2 separate regions of the Homo sapiens genome follow, and region 1 is linked to region 2. The links are chromatin contacts, found by Hi-C or POLR2A ChIA-PET in ENCODE. All regions are on one chromosome and are shown on one strand. Each heading gives the region's core, a stretch centred on a gene start or an enhancer-like site at or near the end of the contact. The rest is flanking DNA. Distances are from core to core; before and after follow the strand shown.

The links. A loop is a pair of places that touch in the nucleus more often than their neighbours do. ChIA-PET counts read pairs that join two places held with the same protein, here RNA polymerase II (POLR2A). Pooled maps may share reads with other maps.
Region 1: a map of heart right ventricle shows a loop between it and region 2 (2.8-fold over the local background). The contact joins two enhancer-like sites. A Hi-C loop is called at or near these places in 8 of 168 maps with a recorded cell type or tissue (CD4-positive, alpha-beta T cell, CD8-positive, alpha-beta T cell, HCT116 and 5 more), 11 of 37 single-sample maps with no recorded cell type and 19 of 50 pooled maps. POLR2A ChIA-PET finds 5 or more read pairs at or near these places in 4 of 52 experiments (activated CD8-positive, alpha-beta T cell, activated CD8-positive, alpha-beta memory T cell, activated T-cell and 1 more).

What each region holds. Positions count from the first base shown.
Region 1 is chr9:133,483,984-133,490,408 of GRCh38, reverse strand. No RefSeq gene overlaps it. Among named protein-coding and RNA genes, the nearest start is that of SLC2A6, 8.1 kb to the right of the region's middle. RefSeq lists enhancers at 3,980-4,494, 4,495-5,010, 5,526-6,041. Within about 2 kb of position 2,596, at least 4 of the 41 ENCODE cell types and tissues checked have a DNase peak (open chromatin) inside an H3K27ac peak, as active enhancers do.
Region 2 is chr9:133,326,051-133,332,848 of GRCh38, reverse strand. It overlaps SURF6 (surfeit 6), which reads left to right. Exons shown (of 5, transcript NM_006753.6): 4 at 89-301; 5 at 501-4,073. The coding sequence ends at 980. Among named protein-coding and RNA genes, the nearest start is that of SURF6, 6.7 kb to the left of the region's middle. Within about 2 kb of position 3,373, at least 4 of the 41 ENCODE cell types and tissues checked have a DNase peak (open chromatin) inside an H3K27ac peak, as active enhancers do.

The DNA.
Region 1 (6,425 bases), core at 1,347-3,846, 160 kb before region 2:
CCAGCAGCGTAGCGTGGGTCCCACCCTCCTGCCTCGGTCTCAGCCTCAAGACTGGGTCTCACCCTCATGGTTGCCAGTGAGCAGCTGCCTCCCCCGGCCACGCGACGGGATTCCAGGCAGGAAAAAGAGGGCAGGACCCAAAACGTTTTCCAGTGAGACTTTACCTCTCTAATCAGGAAGAGCTGCCCCAGACCCTCCTGTCTAGCCCTCGTGGCCTCTGCACCGACACGTGGCCACCTGGCCGCAGGGAAGGCTCATTGCCATCCCCAAGCAAAATTAGGGTCCTTTCAGAAGGAAGCAGAAAGGAATGGAGGTGGCAGTATAGCCCCACAGCCCCCGGTGACTGACCTGGAGGAAGAGTGACTTTCCCAAAGCCACTCAACTAGGGAGTGCTGGAAATACAGGCTGGATTGGAGTCCATCTGTCCCCATGCCCGCTCTCTCAACAATGGCACAGAGCAGCCTCTTCCCCGAGGGGGGAGCTTGCCTTGCCCCTCTATGGGCCACTTTAACCTGGCCTTGCAGACACCCACCAGCCCACATCCAGGCTGGTAGAAAGGATGCCAGTGTCACTCCATACCCAGCTTCCTGGTTAAAGACACACATCCAAACACACAGAACCCATGTACACATAAACACACATATATACACATGCACACACACGGGCACACACACAGGCAAACACACATAGGCACATCCCTACACAGAGACACACACACACGCACACACGCTCTGGCGGGCTGCCTGCTCTCACACCTCTTTGCAAACCAGCTTGAGCTGCAGTCCTGCCAACCCCACCCCAGAACTCTCTCTGGCTGGCTGAGCCCCGTCCCCAGGCCCACCCTGTCACCCTTTGCACTGTCTAGCCCGGCAAAAGCACATACTTTCCTAACCTCAGGCATCTGGCTGCCCAGCAGCCCCTGGAAGGTGGGGAGGGGAGGTAGGAGACAAGGCGGGAAAAACCCCAAGGTAGAACCACAATGTTTATAAAACGGGCCACTGAATTATACAGAACAATATTTTCCTTGCGGATGCGATTCCTTCCTGGCCAAGCTGCACGGAGATGCCTGCTCTCACCCCAGGCCCTCTCTGCGAGGGCTTGGCCTGCAGGAGCCACCAGAGCTAGGCGGGTGGAATGAGTTGGCCCCTGGAAATGCATTGGAAACCACACAGCCTTCTCATGGGCGCTGGTCAGAAATACAAACGCACAGAGCAGGCATACACTGCCCTGGTCGGCCTGCGTTTCTCGTTAGCACTGGGCCTGCAGGCAGGGCTGAGGCCCAGGGTGGCAAGGGCCAGAGGCCATCCTCCTGCTGCCCTGCTCTGGGGCAGACATGGGCTCCTCGGCCTGCGTACCTGGGCTTCCCTGCAGCCCTCGTCCCTGGTCCTGATGGCTCCTGGGCCAAGGCTGGAAGCCACTTCTAGGAGTGCGAATGACTGGAACTTTCGGACCTGATCTCAGCACTTGGGAGGAAGAAGCCGCAGGTTCTGCCTCTGCCTCGGGCAGCCTCTGACGGGATGCGAAGAGGGACGTGGGTTTGAAATCCCCAACAGCCCAGCCCAGACCACCCTGGCAGACTCTACCAGCCCGTACTGTGAGTTACTAACTCCACCCCCCGACCTCAGAAGCTGGGTCTCAGGGTCTCCATTTTTACTTCTTCTTCTTTTTTTTTTTTTTTGAGACAAAGTCTTGCTCTGTCACCCAGGCTGGAGTGCAGTGGCGTGATCTCAGCTCACTGCAACCTCCACCTCCTGAGTTCAAGCGATTCTCCTGCCTTAGCCTCCTGAGTAGCTGGGATTACAGGCGTGTGCCACCACACCGAGCTAATTTTTAAATTGTTTGTAGAGACGGGGTTTAGCCATGTTGCCCAGGCTGGTCTCGAACTCCTGTCCTCAAGCAATCCACCTGCCTCGGCCTCCCAAAGTGCTGGGATTACAGGCCTGAGCCACTGCACCCAGCCTTCGAGGTCTCCATTTGACAAGATGCGTTGAGGGGTGAACACGGAGAGGCAGAGAAAGCTGGAGCCGTGTGGAGCTGGGGGAGTCAGGCGCCTGCCTGCAGCCACTCTCCTCCACCAACAGAGAGGGGACATGACAGAGGGAGCAGAGAGAACAGCCCCCAAGGGGCCCCTGCTCCCTGGGCAGAAGGCCAGAGGCTCCGGCGGCCATGCTTGCTGCCTCCGCCAGGCCATGTGCTGCTTGGGGCCATGTAGAGCCTGATTCTGAGAATCTGCGGCATCCCCCAGGTGGGTGTGCGGGACAGGGAGGAGGCTCACAGAGAGGCTTGTGGGGGGAAGCAGGGAGGATCAGCCTCAACATTGCTCTGCCAGGAACCGGCCTCCCTCCTTTCTCCGGGTGTGCCCTTCCTGTAGCAGGCAGGATGGGCAGGGGAGGGAGGCGGCTCCGTGGCGCGCCCCCACGTCCTGTCCTGCTTATGACAGCTCAGGGAGGCCCCGGTCTAGCCTGTAGGCCTTTGCTCTCTCAGTCCCCCCACCTGAAAGGCCACCCCACTGCTTCAGGAGGTGCCCCAAACCTCCAGGCTCTACCTCCGTCTCCCCCTCTGCACGACGCCTCTAAAGCCACCGCTCGCTTCCCGGCTCGGCTTTTCCAGGGCAGTAGGGGCAGCACGCTGGACTATGGTCTGCCCAGAGACAGAGACAGAGGAAGCGTACAGCCCCCCGGCTGCCCCATCATGGACACCGAGGTGTGTACTTTGGCTTCAGAAAGCTGGAGGAGGGAGAAGAGCCCCACCTACGGGGACCCCAGGAAGGACAAAGCGTGGTTTGGGAATGTGGAACCACGGCCTTGCCGCTCACTTGCCCCTTCTCGGTGGCTGCTTCTCGGAGGCTCCAGAGGCCTCCAGTTCCCTGAGGGGAGCAGTAGCTGGTGCAGAAGAACACAGAGTGACTTCTGAACTCCCCATAGTCTGTTCCTCTGCCTGGAACAGCCTCCCTGGGGACCCCGGCCCTGGCCTACTCCTCCTACACCCTAGAGCTCATCTGCCCCTTCCTGCAGGCCCTACTTACCCAGCCCAGCCCCAGCATGCTGCAGTGAGTCCAGCCTTCCCATTCCTGGTCATACCCCAGCTCCGTCAGGGATCCTGTTTACCCTGTTTCCCCGCAGGGGCTGGCTCACAGTAGAAATTTTTTTTTTCTTTTTTTTTTTGAGACGGAGTTTCACTCTTTTGCTCAGGCTGGAGTGCAATGGCTCAATCTCGGCTCACCGCAACTTCTGCCTCCTGGGTTCAAGCAATTCTCCTGCTTCAGCCTCCTGAGTAGCTGGGACTTCAGGTGGCCGCCACCATGCCCAACTAATTTTGTATTTTTAGTAGAGACGGGGTTTCTCCATGTTGGTCAGGCTGGTCTCGAACTCCTGACCTCAGATGATCCACCTGCCTCGGCCTCCCAAAGTGCTGGGATTACAGGCTTGAGCCACCGCACCCGGCCCACAGTAGAAATCTTGACAAGTACTTGTTCCGTGAGAGACGGCGGTGGGGGGTCTTGGAGCCTCCAGGAGACCTTCCAGCCCGAAGGTCTCCCACACTCCTCCCAGCCCTAAAAATGCTTCCCTGCTTCCTATGTCGAGGTCAGGGAGGGAGCTGTTGCGGCACAAAAGAGCATCAGGGCCCTGGGCCAGGGCCACAGGCAGCATTCTCTGACTCTAGAGCCCGGCTCACAACTTACCTCCGCCCTATGATTTTGTTAAGGAGATTATAGATATGGAGATGGGGAAAGAAGATAAATAGAAAATGTTAAAAATCTGTTCTCTCTGGGTAACAGGATTTGTGCTTATCCACATCCACAATCTCAAAATGTTCTGCACCAAAACATAAAAAGCCTTCAGCTCCTCAGCCCTGGCCTGGACTACCCAGAGGGCACCATGCAGCAGACGATGCGATTCTATCTGTAGCCACCAGGTGGCAGCAAAGACCAGGGCACCCGCCTGGCCCAGCCCCAGCCTCCCACGGCACCTGCCTTCCCAACAGGGCCCAGAAGTGGGGTATTGTGAGCCCCATTGGATGACCAGGGAAACCAGGATCCAGGTGGGAAAAGGCACCTGCCCATGTCACAGCCCAGCACGGGCAGAGCCTGGACTAGAACCCCCATCTTCCAACTCACCCGCTCATTTCACCAGTACCTAGGGGTCACTTGGCTTTAACTGCGATACCCAAAAGGGCCTTGCAAAGATTCAGACGGGGCCAAGGTCCTGCAGCCAGCCTGGAGAGGAAGTGGATTTGAGCCCGATCTGCCTGAGCGCCGGGGCTGCGCGAGGCTCTCAGCCCAACATCCGGGGCCGTCCCCAGGAGCACGCCCCCTGCCTGCAATGGCAGAGTCCGGTGCCACCCAGGGGCCCCGCTGGGGAGTCTTGGGGTCCCGTTGGGGCTGCTTTGGGAAAGGGTGGAATGGAGTGCAGCCCAGGGTGTCGCTGGGAGGCCCCGCTGTGCCTCCCCTAACTCCGTGCCAGGCCCAGGCCCCCAACACTTTCCTGGAGCCCACATTAGCAGCAGCTTTGGCAAGGTCCGTCCCACACCAGCCAGGCCGAGAGCAGGAGGAACAGCAGGACAAGGGCTGCAGCCAGGGTCACGGAAGGCGCCAGGGTCACGGAAGGCACCAGGTCCGAGTCTTCAGGGTCATCACCAGGGACATCTCTGGGGACGTTGGGGACACCGGACAGCTGGGTGCCAGAGACCTTCTCCCCTGGGGGCCCTGGGCAGCCCATCTGTGGGAAGGAGGAGGCAAGGGGCAGGACCTCCTCGGGGAAGGCCCCACCTGCCCACCCTCTGCTGTCCCTCTGGTCTGCTCCCTCAGGAAGGCCTGATGTGGGTTGCATAGGCCAAAGCAGGGGGCATGAGGTGACCTAGAAGTGACCCTGGGCAGCAGCTCTGAGCTTCAGTCTTCTCCTCCATAAAACAGGGGTGAAGAAGACCCCCAGAGTGGGATGAGTATTCCCGGCATCTGCTCCCCGCCTCCCACCTTCCCAAGACACGGCAGCCCTACTGTCCCCTCGGAGACCTCGGCCCTGGTGCCAGGCCTGGAATGCAGCTTGGCCCGTTTCCGGGGAACTGGGAAGCTGTCAGACTGGTCTGGAGGGACCTTTGTCAAACTGCATCAACGCGGCCAGCTGCCCTCCCCCTGCACGGCAGCGGTGAGGTGGGCACAGGTGGCATCCATCCTACAGATGAGAAAAGTGAGGCTTAGCGGACCAGTGGCTCCTGAGAAGCCCCGGAGATTGGCAGAGGCCCCTATGGCAGCCCCCGTGGAGACCTGGGAAACAGCTTCCAAGTGCCAGGCCCCAGCCCTCCCCCGCAACAGGGCAGAGTCTGGACCAGATCATTTAAGCCCCAGCGCCCTGGACCAGCAAACCACCGCCAGGGATGCTCCACCCAGCCCCCTCCAGATCCTGCCCCCAAGCTGGACTCCAGGCCCCTCCCTCTTACCCCAGCTGGGTGTGCAAGGCCCAGTCACCTTCCAGCCATGGGGGGTCCCATGTCCTGGGAGGGGCCTGCCCTCAGCTGCCATGCTCCCCAGGGACAGGCGGCGGACAGTGGCAGCTGAGTGCACCCCCTCGAGCTTCCCTCTGCAGGACCCACCCCCCTGGGGCCTTCCTCGGGGAGGCGCCCAGCAGGAATGACAGGAAAGGAGGGAGAACTCGCTGTGGGTGTGGCCAGCACTGAGAGAGGGGTGGTGGCCGTCCCAGGCACCAGAGCAGACCCAGGGTCCCCCCAGACCAGCTCTCTTTCTGCTGCTCTGAACTGAGATTCCTGCCTGGGGCGGGAGGCCACGGAAGGGGAGAGGACTCTGAGTTCAAGTCAGCAAGGGGCTTCCAGACACCCTTTGTGTGCCCAGCACTATGGATTGGGGGGTGCCTTCACACCCCCTCAGAGGCCAGGTCCCCAAGCAGCCTGTCTGTCACAGATCCAGGAGAGAAGGACAGGAGAGAGGAAGGTGAGCTTCCCCATGAGAAGGTTAAAACAGGCTTTAGAGGTCACAAAAGCAGTCCCTGCAGAAGGAAATTATTCTTTAAAAACAAAGATGTTCATCATGTTAATTTTTTTTTTTTTTTTTTTTTTGTATTTTTAGTAGAGACAGGATTTCTCCATGTTGGTCAGGCTGGTCTCAAACTCCCAACCTCAGGTGATCCGCCTGCCTCAGCCTCTCAAAGTGCTGGGATTACAGGCGTGAGCCATTGCACCTGGCCGGCCCCATCATGTTAATTTTAACAGCAAAAATGGTTTGTTGGGGTTCAGACCATGATCCCCACAAGCAGGGTGCCTGGCATGAGGATTCAGAACTAAAGGAAACCAGAAGGCCTCTGGTGCATCCGAAGTCTTCTTCCAACCTTCTCCTCCCCTCCTTTCTCCCGCCCTCTTTCTCCCCAGCAGCAAGTTGCAGAAGCCAGAATTCCTCTTTCCCTAGGTGGGCCATG
Region 2 (6,798 bases), core at 2,124-4,623:
TCCAGCCCTGATTCTTCTCGACTATGGGCCAGGCTGGGGGACCCTGGGATCGAGAGAACTTTAATGAGTGGGTGCCTCTTTCCCCCAGGGCAGTGCCAAGGAGCTGTCCCCTGCCGCCTTGGAGAAAAGGCGGCGGAGAAAGCAGGAACGGGACCGGAAGAAGAGGAAGCGAAAGGAGCTGCGGGCGAAAGAGAAGGCCAGGAAGGCTGAGGAGGCCACGGAGGCCCAGGAGGTGGTGGAGGCAACCCCAGAGGGGGCCTGCACGGAGCCGCGGGAGCCGCCCGGGCTGATCTTCAATAAGGTGAGCGGGAGCTGGGTCCTTGGGCGGGCTGGGTCGGCTTCAGGCCTCAGCGTTGCCCCTTGTTAGCTTCATGATCTCTCTCCGAACCCCATCATGTCTGTAAGGTGGTGACGGGGACCTCGCAGGTCCCTTAGGGTACTGGCCAAGGCTGGGGCCTAGTGCAGGGCTGGCATGAGCTGATGTCATACCTTCCTCCCAGGTGGAGGTGAGCGAAGACGAGCCGGCCAGCAAGGCGCAGCGCAGAAAAGAGAAGAGGCAGAGGGTGAAGGGGAACCTCACGCCGCTGACCGGGAGGAACTACCGGCAGCTGCTGGAGCGCCTGCAGGCACGGCAGAGCCGGCTGGACGAGCTGCGCGGCCAGGATGAGGGGAAGGCGCAGGAGCTGGAGGCGAAGATGAAGTGGACCAACCTCCTCTACAAGGCGGAGGGCGTGAAGATCCGTGACGACGAACGCCTGCTGCAGGAGGCCCTGAAGCGCAAGGAGAAGCGCAGGGCGCAGCGGCAGCGCCGGTGGGAGAAGCGCACGGCCGGCGTGGTGGAGAAGATGCAGCAGCGCCAGGACCGGCGGCGGCAGAACCTGCGCAGGAAGAAGGCGGCCCGCGCCGAGCGCCGCCTGCTCAGAGCCCGCAAGAAGGGCCGCATCCTGCCGCAGGACCTGGAGCGCGCAGGCCTGGTCTGAGTCTTTCCCACCTGGGGCCGCCGTCTTCCGTCCTAGGAGACTCCAGGACACCCTCTGAGTCCTTGACGCTGGCTCTGTCCCAGGATCTCCACAGACCTCGGCCTCTCCATGTGAGGGGGACACAGTGGTGCTCTGCTGAGTTGTGAGGGCCCAGATCACAGATCCCATGTGAGAAAGAGAGAGTTTCAGCGTCATCCTTGAACGCAGGATCCGGGACCTTCAGACCCAGGGAAAGGGTGAGGGAGACTGGGGCCTGGTCTGCTTTCCCGGGCCTGAAAGCTTCCCCGAGGTTTGCAGGGTCAGGGAGGAGGAACGGTGGGGGTGGGCAGTCACTGCCTGTTCCCCACTGCCTGTGTTCGCAGGAGCCACGGGACAGAAGACGGTGGCCTCTGCTGCCGGGCCACGTTAGTCCGCAGCTCACCCGAACAGAGGACAACCCTGAGGTGTGGCATATGGGCACCTGGCACTGGGAGTCGGGGGAGCACGTCCAGGCGTGGTGCATCCTGGGGCAGAACGCCATGGCTCCTCCCCGCTCTCTTGGCTTCTGCCTGTTGGGGTCTCATTCCTTTCTGTTCCCCAGTGCCCCGGGGCGGCATTTTACTGCTCAGAATTTGGAGGGAGGGAGCAGTACCTTCCCGGAGTCCACGCATGTGAGTTGGGTCAAGTGCATTGGACCTAGGGAAAGAGAAAGAAAGAATAAAAGCTGGAGAGAGAGTGAAGTGAATGCAAGATACAAAGTGGGATGGAAGAATTAAATCCAGAGTTCCAGGCAATCAAAATGAGTGCAGGTTGAAAGAAAACAGGTGAATTTTAGTGGCATATGGATGATAAAGCTGTAAATAAAATTCTTTTGATGAAACTCTCCGGTTATGAGACAAAGACTGTAACTGAACAGGAGCTGGTGTGACTGTTACCAGACAGAGGCAACTGATGAAAAAGCCCTGTGAAAGATAGGATGTGAGGTGAGCATGAGCTTGAGCTGAGAGACAGACACAACAGTATCTGAAAAGAATACATACTCTTTCCATGCATATATGGAACATGGATGGAAACTGACCACCTACTTTGTCCAGAAAAGAAGTCTTAAGATATTTCAAGGAATCAGTGTCGTTATCTGACCGTATCCCAATGTCATTAAAAAAAATTTGAGCTATTTTTTTTTGTTTTTTAGATAGAGTCTTGCTCTGTCACTCAGGCTGGAGTGCAGTGGCATTTCATATTTGGAATTTTTAAAACACACTTATAAATTACCTATGAGTTAAAGAATTCCGAATGGCTATTAGAAATATTTGGGACTAAAGGATAATGAAAATGCTACGTATTAAAATTTGTGGAACAGGGCCTGGCATGGTGGCTCATGCTGTCAATCCCAGCTCTTTGGGAGGCGGGTGGATCACTTGAGATCAGGAGTTCAAGGCTAGCCTGGACAACATGATAAAACCCCATCTCTATTAAAAATAAAAAATTAGCTGGGTGTGGTGGTGCAAACCTGTAGTCCCAGCTGCTTGGGAGGCTGAGGCGGGAGAATCACTTGAACCCAGGAGGTAGAGGCTGCAGTGAGCCAAGATCGAGCCGCTGCACTCCAGCCTGGGTGACAGAGCAAGACTGTCTCAAAAAGAAAAAATTTAAGATTTGTGGAACAGAGCTAAAGCAGCACAAAAAAACATAGCCCCTAAATGTATGTGCATCTACAGATAAATAGTGCCATTTATACACACATACGCTGTATGTCTGTATTTTTAAAGCTAAAGAAAAATAAGCATGCAGCTTAAGTTGGAACAACTCAAAGTAAATGGAAGAAAAATCTCCAAAACTGACTAAAAGTAATAGAAAGCCTGAGTTGTAATCACTGATGAAATTGAGTCAGTAGTTAAGAATGTTCCCCTAGACGGTTTTACAGGGAAGTTCCACGATATAGAGAACAGGTAATTCCAGACGTAGACAAATTCTAACAGAATCAATTGAGAGAACACTTCATTCGTGAACTTAGCTTTGATACCAAAACTAGGTAAGAGAAAGGGAAGTTACCAAATACCTGTGGGCGGCAAGCCACCCAGGCGCCGAGGCAAGAGACAGAGGACACGAGCTGTTCCAGTATAATAAAATATAAAACAAGAATAGTTACAGCAGATATAGATCTTAGATATGATTACATATGAATATCATTAATCATTAGTTTGTAGCAATTACCTTTTATTCCAATATTATAATAATCCTCGCTCTATAATCATAGCCTAGGAAAAACCAGGCCATACAGAGATAGGAGCTGAGGGGACATAGGTGTGACCAGAAGACAAGAGTGCGAGCCTTCTGTTATGCCCGGACAGGGCCACCAGAGGGCTCCTTGGTCTAGCGGTGACGCCAGCGTCTGGGAAGACGCCCGTTGCCAGGTGGACCATGGTCTAGCAGTAGCAAAAAGTATCAAGGAACAACACCCGCTACTTAGCAGACCGGGAAAGGGAGTGTCCCTTTCCCTGGAGGAGTTTAGAGAAGACTCTGCTCTTCCACCTCTTGTGGAGGGCCTGACATCCGGCAGGCCTGCCCGCAGTTATCTGGAGGCCTAACCGTCTCCCTGTGATGCTGTGCTTCAGTGGTCACGCTCCTAGTCCGCCTTCATGTTCCATCCTGTACACCTGGCTCTGCCTTCTAGATAGCAGTAGTAAATTAGTGAAAGTACTAAAAGTCTCTGATATGCAGAAGTAATGGCATAAGCTGTCTTTCTCTCTGTCTCCTCTCTCTCTCTGCCTCGGCTGCCAGGCAGGGAAGGGCACCCTGTCCAGTGGACACGTGATCCACGTGACCTTACCTATCATTGGAGATGACTCACACTCTTTACCCTGCCCCTTTTGCTTTGTATCCAATAAATAACAATGCAGCCAGACATTCGGGGCCACTACCGGTCTCCGAGCATTGGTAGTAGTGGTCTCCCGGGCCCAGCTGCCTTTTCTTTTATCTCTTTGTCTTGTGTGTGTATTTCTACACTCTCTCATTGCTGCACACAGGGAGGGAGAGACCCACGGACCCTGTGGGGCTGGTCCCTACAAATACCAATGTCAAGATTTTAGACAATAATAAACCAAGTTTAGCAAAGTGCCACACTGGATTTAATTCAGAATTGCAAAGCAGTTTCAATGCCAGAGAATCAAGAGTGTAATTCATATCAATAGATTAAAGGAGCAAAACCCACGTGACCATCTCAATGGTTGCAGAACAGGAACACAGTAAATGACGCGACAGCCATTTATAACGAGTTTTTAGCAAACTAGGAATTAAGGTATTTCCTTACTCTGATAAGGGGATTTGGAGCCAGGCATGGACCCATCTTGAAACTACATTCTGGGTCAGGCAAATGTAGATGTATTGGAGGGAAAGACATCCCCATGGGTTCCCAAGAGGTGAAGTCATCATAGTGAACTAAGGGGCCAGTGAGGGTCTGGAAAAGGCCACTGCCATCACCTGGCTACAGAGACTGAAGAGGCGGGGGGGGGTCTCGTCCTGAGCAGAGACAGGACAACTGGGTGGGCCAGTGAGGGCTGCAGGTGGGGGAAGCTGAGAACCCAGCAATATTTTACTGCCACTGGATGTCTGCACAAGGAACCTATGCCAGCCAGGGAGGTTGAGAGTGAGGCTCAGTGGGGACTGGCATACTGGCTGAGTGGATGCAGTCATTGAGCAACGCATGTCATGCATGGCGTGGGCCATCACTCTGCTGGGTGAAAGTTTCAGGAGCGAATGAGACCCAGCCCTAGCTCTCAAGGAACCCATAGTCTCATAGGTAGTGGTCCTGCAAAGTGGCCAGGGAAAGGATCGGGGTGCAGGGTGCTGAAGTCACATGGAAAGTTGTGAACGTTGCCGGTACCAAAATGGAGTCACTTATGTCAAACTAAAACAGTTGGAGGTGATGAAGCAGCCCTCACGCACACATTCCTGCAACAGGACTTACCACAAGACATTTCTACAAACAGACCAATAACAGGACTCACTGCAAGACCATCCTCAACGGTTGCAGTATTCCAGATAAGCTGCTATTCCCAAATCCATTTATTTTAGAGAGTCTATCTCTGGATTTCTTCATAGGTTGACTGTGTCATGTAGGATTCAGTATAGTGAACAAAGATTGGGGAAAGGCAGACCCCAGGCAGAAGATCAGAGGCAAGGGGGACAGTCATGCATTTGTAAGGTCTAAAAAGTTCAGTCTGCTTTTGTGATACCTGACGAATTTTCATATGTTGTGTTTTCATTCAGTTCAAAATACTTGCTAATTTCCCTTTGATTTATTCTTTGGCTAATGAGTTATTTAAAGGTATGTCATTTAGTTTCCAAATATTTGGGAATTTACCAGAGATCTTTCTGTTACTGATTTCTAGTTGAATTTCATTGTGGTCAGAGAACATACTTTGTATAACTTGAGTCCTTGGCTGGGGCGTGGTGGCTCACACCTGTAATCCCGATACTGGGAGGCTGAGGCAGGAGGATCATTTGAGCCCAGGAGATTGAGGTCAGCCTGGGCAATGCAGCGAGACCCTGTCTCTACAAAAAAATTTAAAAAATCACCCTGGGGCGGTTGCCCACGCCTATGCCTATAGTCCCAGCTACTCAGAAAGCTGAGGTGGGAGGATCACTTGAGCCCAGGAGGTTGAGGCTGCAGTGAGCCATGTTCCTGCCACTGCACTCCAGCCTGGGCAACAGAGTGAGACCGTGTATCAAAAAACAACAAAAAACCACTTGAATCTTTTTGAAGTTAACAGGGTTTGTTTCATAGCCCAGACTGTGGTCTCTCCTGGTAAATGTTCTGTGTGTGCTCGAGAAGAATGTTTTCTGCTCTTGTTGAGTCAAGTGTTTTAATGTCAGGTCCAGTGGAGTTCAAGTTCTGTATCCTTGCCAATTTTCTTTTCTTTTTTCTTTCTTTCTTTCTTTTTTTTTTCTTGAGACAGAGTTTTGCTCTTGTTGCCCAGGCTGGAGTGCAATGGCGCGGTCTTGGCTCACTGCAACCTCTGTCTCCTGGGTTCAAGCAGTTCTCCTGTCAGCCTCCTGAGTAGCTGAGATTACAGGCATGCGCCACCATGCCCGGCTAATTTTGTATTTTTAATAGAGATGGGGTTTCTCCATGTTGGTCAGGCTGGTCTCGAACTCCCGACCTCAGGTGATCTGCCTTCCTCGGCCTCCCAAAGTGCTGGGATTACAGGCGTGAGCCACTGCACCTGGTGCCAATTTTCTATCTATTCATTCTGTCAATTATTGCACTTCATCAAAAATTAAAAATTAGGAAAACAGATAAAAAGGCTCACAGTGGGAGAAAATATTTGTAAAACATACAGTATAATAAAGGACTTGTGGCCGGGCGTGGTGCCTCACTCCTGTAATCCCAGCACTTTGGGAGGCCGAGGCAGGTGGATCACTTGAGCTCAGGAGTTCAAGACCAGCCCGACCAAGATGGTGAAATCCATCTCTACTAAAAATATAAAAATTAGCCGGGCGTGGTGGCAGGTGCCTGTAATCCCAGCTACTTGGGAGGCTGAGACAGGAGAATCACTTGAACCTGGGAAACGGAGGTTGCAGTGAGCCGAGCTGTCGCCACTGCACTCCAGCCTGGAAGACAGAGCAAGACTCCATCTCAAAAAATAGTAAATAAATAAATAAATAAAATGGCATAACCATTTTGAAGGTTCGTTTTTGCATAAAGATGTCCAGTGTTCCAGGACCAGTTGCTGAAAAGACTGTCTTCGTAGAATTGCCCTTGTACCTTCATCTGAAATCAATTGGCCATAAATCTGTGTAGGTCTATTTCTAAACTGTGTGTTCTGTTCCCCTGAACCTT